2 separate regions of the Homo sapiens genome follow, and region 1 is linked to region 2. Evidence: read pairs that join two places in POLR2A ChIA-PET (ENCODE). Cell type or tissue: CD4-positive, alpha-beta T cell. All regions are shown on one strand.

The links. Peaks named below come from ENCODE experiments on the same cell type or tissue, not always from the same donor. Only the 100,000 strongest peaks of a DNase experiment are listed, where the experiment ranks them.
Region 1: POLR2A ChIA-PET joins it to region 2 with 7 read pairs; 5 of 35 experiments call an interaction of 5 or more read pairs at or near these places.

The regions. Positions count from the first base shown.
Region 1 is chr16:84,643,697-84,646,196 of GRCh38, reverse strand. LOC105371376 (a long non-coding RNA gene) reads left to right here. Exons shown (of 4, transcript XR_933817.2): 4 at 2,389-2,500. Among named protein-coding and RNA genes, the nearest start is that of KLHL36, 3.6 kb to the left of the region's middle. In CD4-positive, alpha-beta T cell, no CTCF peak of the experiment used is centred here; no DNase peak of the experiment used is centred here.
Region 2 is chr16:84,547,993-84,550,492 of GRCh38, reverse strand. No RefSeq gene overlaps it. Among named protein-coding and RNA genes, the nearest start is that of MEAK7, 45 kb to the right of the region's middle. RefSeq lists enhancers at 852-1,601, 2,353-2,500. In CD4-positive, alpha-beta T cell, no CTCF peak of the experiment used is centred here; a DNase peak (open chromatin) is centred at 1,002; H3K4me3 peaks cover 1,982 bases; H3K27ac peaks cover 1,954 bases.

The sequences.
Region 1 (2,500 bases), 96 kb before region 2:
ATCTATGCTATCTATCTATCTATCTATCTATTTATCTAACAAGAGATTTCGCTGTAGAGCCTATAACTCAGCATGAACATCGGCCTTCCGGGTGTTGTGTTCATCATGAATGAGAAGACGTGCAACCTGGTGTATGGGGGCCGGAGTAAGGGCCTAAGACAAGCTCATCCACACATGACCTTGACATGAAAACGGTGTGGACTCGGCTAACTTGGCTTCACCCTGCGTTCCCCAACAGCACTTTGTGAACCACTCTCTCAGTCTTTTTCTTTCAGTAACGTTTTGTGTCCTCCCAAATTATAAAAGTAATGCATGCTTTACTCAGCTACTCTCAATACAGAAAAGTTCAAAACAAAAAACCAAACAGCCATGTGTAGTGGCTCATGCCGGTAATTCCAGCACTTTGGGAGGAAAAAGGATCACTTGAGCTCAGGAGTTCGAGACCATCCTGGGCAACATAGCAAGACTCTCGTCTGTACAAAAAAAAATTAAACATCAGCCAGTCATGGCTGCATGCATTTGTAGTCCCAGCTACTTGGGAGGCTAAGGTGGGAGGATTGCTTGAGCCCACGAGGTCGAGGTTGCAGTGAGCTGTGGTTGTGCCACTGTACTCCAGCCTGGGTAACAGAGCAAGACCTTGTCTCAAAAACAAAACAAAATAAAACAAACACTCATTTCTACATCATTCAAAAAAATTGGTTCATATTGTTCTCTCAACATTTTCCTCTTACACAATTTCTTTGCCATAATGATAATTCCAGTTTTCTAAGCACTAGGCAGTGCTGTAAGCCCTCTGCATGTATTAACTCATTTGATACTATCTCTGTACCCTGGGATGTGGATCTCCATCCTTACATGAATTCATGCACTCCCTCCTTCGTTCATTCAGCAGACTTTTCAGGAACACCTGCTGTAAGCCTGGCACTGTGGTAGGTGCCAGGGATATAAAGAAGAAAATTTCAGGGGTTTTAGGAAGACAGCCAAACAAGTCAATCAGCCATGACCCTATCATGGTGAGTTAATACCTTGATCCTTTGAGGAAGGTATCATTACTTTCCCTGTTTGCAGATGGGGAAGCTGAGTCCTGGAGAAGTTAAATCCCTTGCTCAAGGTCCCAGAACTCGTAAGGAGCAGAGCTGGGCTTTGAACCCAGGGAGTCTGCCTCCAGTGTCTGCAGCCCTAGCCTTGGCCACTGCCCAACAGTACCTCAGTGCACTGATGACAGTGATGTGTGCTCAGTGCAGACAGTTGGAAAACAGGCCCAGAAGAGGAAAACATAACCCACCTGAGGAGAACAGCTATTGGCATTTAAGGATAAACCAGCTCAATATTTTTCTCCTGCATATATTCCCTGCACGCCTATGCAAATGAGATCCTATGGTGCACACTCCTTGGTAGCTGACTTTTTCCCCATTTTGCAAATGTCATGAGTTTTTCACATGTCAGTAAGTCCTCGTTGATGACATGATGTTTAATGGCTGTGCCTGATCCTTCAGTATGGATTGTGCCCTTGACCTCCCCCCATTGTTGGGCATCCAGCTGGTGTCTCTATTATGAATCATGCCGTGGTGAACATCCTTGCTCACACATCCATATGCACATCTCTGACAGTGAAGGGGAATTGCTGGCTCCAAAGGTCTGCATATTTGTAAGACCCTAAACCATGCCTCTCCCCTGAAAGCCTGTCCTAATTGGTGCCCCCAACAGCAGCTCAACACTGTCACTTCTGAGATTCAGGCACCATCCGATGGAGCCAGCCAGCTATATGTTTTGCATGGCCCAGTGCAGGATGAAAATGTGGGCCACCTTTTGTTCCAAAAAAGCAGGAGAAAAGCTTGTTCCTTTCTTTTGCACACTCTCTCCCCAACATGGTGCCTTTTTTCCTTTTTTCTTCCTTTCTCTCTCCTTCCTTCTTTCCTTCCTTCCTTCTTTCCTTCCTTCCCTTCTTCCTTCCTTCCTTCTTTCCTCTTTCTTTTCCTTCCTTCCTTCGTTTCTTTCTTTCTTTCTTTCTCTCTCTCTCTCTCTCTTTCTTTCTTTCTTTCTTTCTTTCTTTCTTTCTTTCTTTCTTTCTTTCTTTCTTTCTTTCTTTCTTCCTTTCTTTCCTGGGTGGAACAATTGCCACTGTCACCAAAGACGACCACTCCAGGCTTAGGTTATCTCCATCCTCAATACCTCTGTGCAGAAACAAATGTCACAGAAGAGTACCCAGTGAAAGAGGCACACCATCTGGAAGCCCAGAATAGCAAAAACATGGGGCGGGGCCTGGGCAAGTTAGGCCTAGTTTGATCATAATTCATGCACAGGCCCTGTGCTAACTGCTCTGCTCCCTCCCCTGTCTAATCCTCACAGTAACCTATGGTCAATGCTATTGTTCTCCCCACTTTACAGATGAGGAAACTGAGGTTCTGAATGATTAGATGACTCACCCGATATCACACAGCTGGTAAGCACGTGAACCAGGATGAGAAACCCAGGCTATCTATGCCAGTGCCCAGTTAAC
Region 2 (2,500 bases):
AACAGGGAAATTCTCCATTGTTGCGGGGGGTGGGTCAGAAAGGCCTCCAGGAGGTAAGGATGGCTCATGGCTCTCACAGTTGGGAAATACGGGAACCCCTGTCTTAAAGCCACCAAGTGATCTCAGAAGAGGCCCTTGGGCTCCAGGTGAGAATGCAGTGAGCTGGCACCTTGATTTTGGCCTTAGGATGCCCTGAGCAGAGAGTCCAACCGTGCTTGTCCAGACTTCTCAACTGCAGAACTGTGACATCACCAGTGACTTGGGTGTTTTTATGGGGAGGGAAGAGTGTTGTCTGAAGTCATCAAGTTTGTTGTACTTTGTTACACAACAAAAGAAAACTGGTAAGGCATTCCTATGGTTTCCAGCAATTGCGCTTTTAAGGAACACTTCTGTCTTGAACCTCCTTTCACACAAGTCTTTATTTCAGAATTTCTGTGGGGTGGATTTCTAAAAGATTTTTGGGCTAACCATTTAAATTATCGATGTGTGCTGCATGAGCAGTGGCTCATTCCTGTCATCGCAGCACTTCGAGAGGCCGAATTGGGAGGATCACTTGAGGCCAGGAGTTTGAGACCAGCTGGGGCAACAAAATGAGATCCCCGTCTCTACAAAAAATAAAAATTAAAAATTAAAACATAAAAAAGGACATTATGGATGTGAATTACCAAATTGTCCTCCCGAAGCCACGTGTTGATTGACAGTCTGCCCCCTTTCCCCTGCCCTCACCAACAATGGATATGAGTCATCTTTTTTTAACTGTGGTAAGATACACGCGACATAGGACTTACCATTTTAACTATTTTAAAGTGATCCAGTCCGTTGCATTCAGCACACTCACGATATTGTGCCACCCCCGCTGCTCTAGCCCCAGAACTTTCCTGTCACCCCAAAAGGAAAACTCGTATCAATTAGGCAGTCACTCCCCACCCCCTCCCTGGCCCCCGGCAGCCACTCATCTGCTTTCTGTCTCCTATCATTAATCTTTTACTTGTTGCCAATCGGATACACAAATAGGGGCATTTATTTCAAGCTGCTCTGATGACAGGATGTGCACACAGCTCTCTCTTCCTGGAACTCAGACAAGCGCATGTCCCGGTTGCCGACAGAACGGCCCCACCACAGGTCAGGGCTCCGGACGCATGGACACATTCTCTGCCTTTCCTGCTTCTCCCAGCAGGCCCTGTCTCTGCCACCTCCCCATCAGCCCCGTGTTCTCCAGCTTGAGACCTTGGCATGTCCTTCCTCCATCCTCCTGCCTCTCCTCCTCCACCCTCTGTATCACTGGTGGCTGATTCTAAGTGGGCAAGGCCTCCTGCGTCTCAGCCTGCCTCCCTGCTCGGTTGAGACTCTCGTCTGGCATGGGGTTGGCTGCCCCGGGGCATCTCTGGGCAGGGGACTGGGGATCCAAGGCCTCCGGGGCCTGGCAAGTACGGGGAGGAGGGCTGGAGGCTGGGCACCAAGGAGACAACAGGGAGAGGTGGGGACTGTGGCCAGGGGAGGGCGCGTGTCTTTCTAAAGAGGGCAGCTGCATGGTGACTGTGTGCTCCCAGATTTTCTTATTTTCTAAAGGAGTCCTAAATATAGATATTTATATACAAGTGATTGACATTTCATCAAAACAAGCACATTCTCATTACCCTGGCCAACCAACACGGAGGAGTCGGGGTGGTGGAAGCAGGCAGCCACTCGCCCCACAGGCTGGCTCCGTGTGAGAGGCGAGGCGTGGAGACAGCAGGTCTCCAGGTTGCTGGAGGCTTGAAAGCCTGAATAGATGCACCCGGCTGCATCTCCAGGTCCCCAGGCTCCTGCCAGGCCAGGCTCTTTGTGGATTCTAGAACATTCTCTTCAGCTGCCTGAGCCCCTGTGGCTGTTTCCATGGCCCTGCAGGGTCTGAGGGAAAAGTGAGCCCTGTGCTGCTTTTTTTTTTTTTTTTTTTGAGATCGAGTTTCACTCTTGTTGCTGCCCAGGCTGGAGTGCAATGGCACAATCTCGGCTCACCGCAACCTCCGCCTCCTGGGTTCAAGTGATTCTCCTGCCTCAGCCTCCTGAGTAGCTGGGATTACAGGCATTTGCCACCACGTCCAGCTAATTTTGTGTTTTTAGCAACGACAGGGTTTCTCCATGTTGGTCAGGCTGGTCTCAAACTCCTGACCTCAGGTGATCTGCCTGCCTCAGCCTCCCAAAGTGCTGGGATTACAGGCGTGAGCCACCGCGCCCAGCCGTGTGCTGCTGTCTTTAGAGCCTCTCGAGGCCCCGCTTTCGGCTGAGCACCCCCCCCCCTCCTATGTGACATGGAGATGCCCCAGGCCTGGGATTGTCCCCGTGGATTTGCGAGCATCTTGGGCAGATGCTGTGGGAGGGCCTGACCTCTCCTGCAGGGTGAATGAACTGTTTGTGTATGTGTGTGGGTTGGGCGGGTGGGTGCTGGGTTATTCCTGGGCTGACAAAGAGACCCCAACCCCAAAGCCCAGCCTCGGGAAGCAGGCTCAGCCCACCAGCT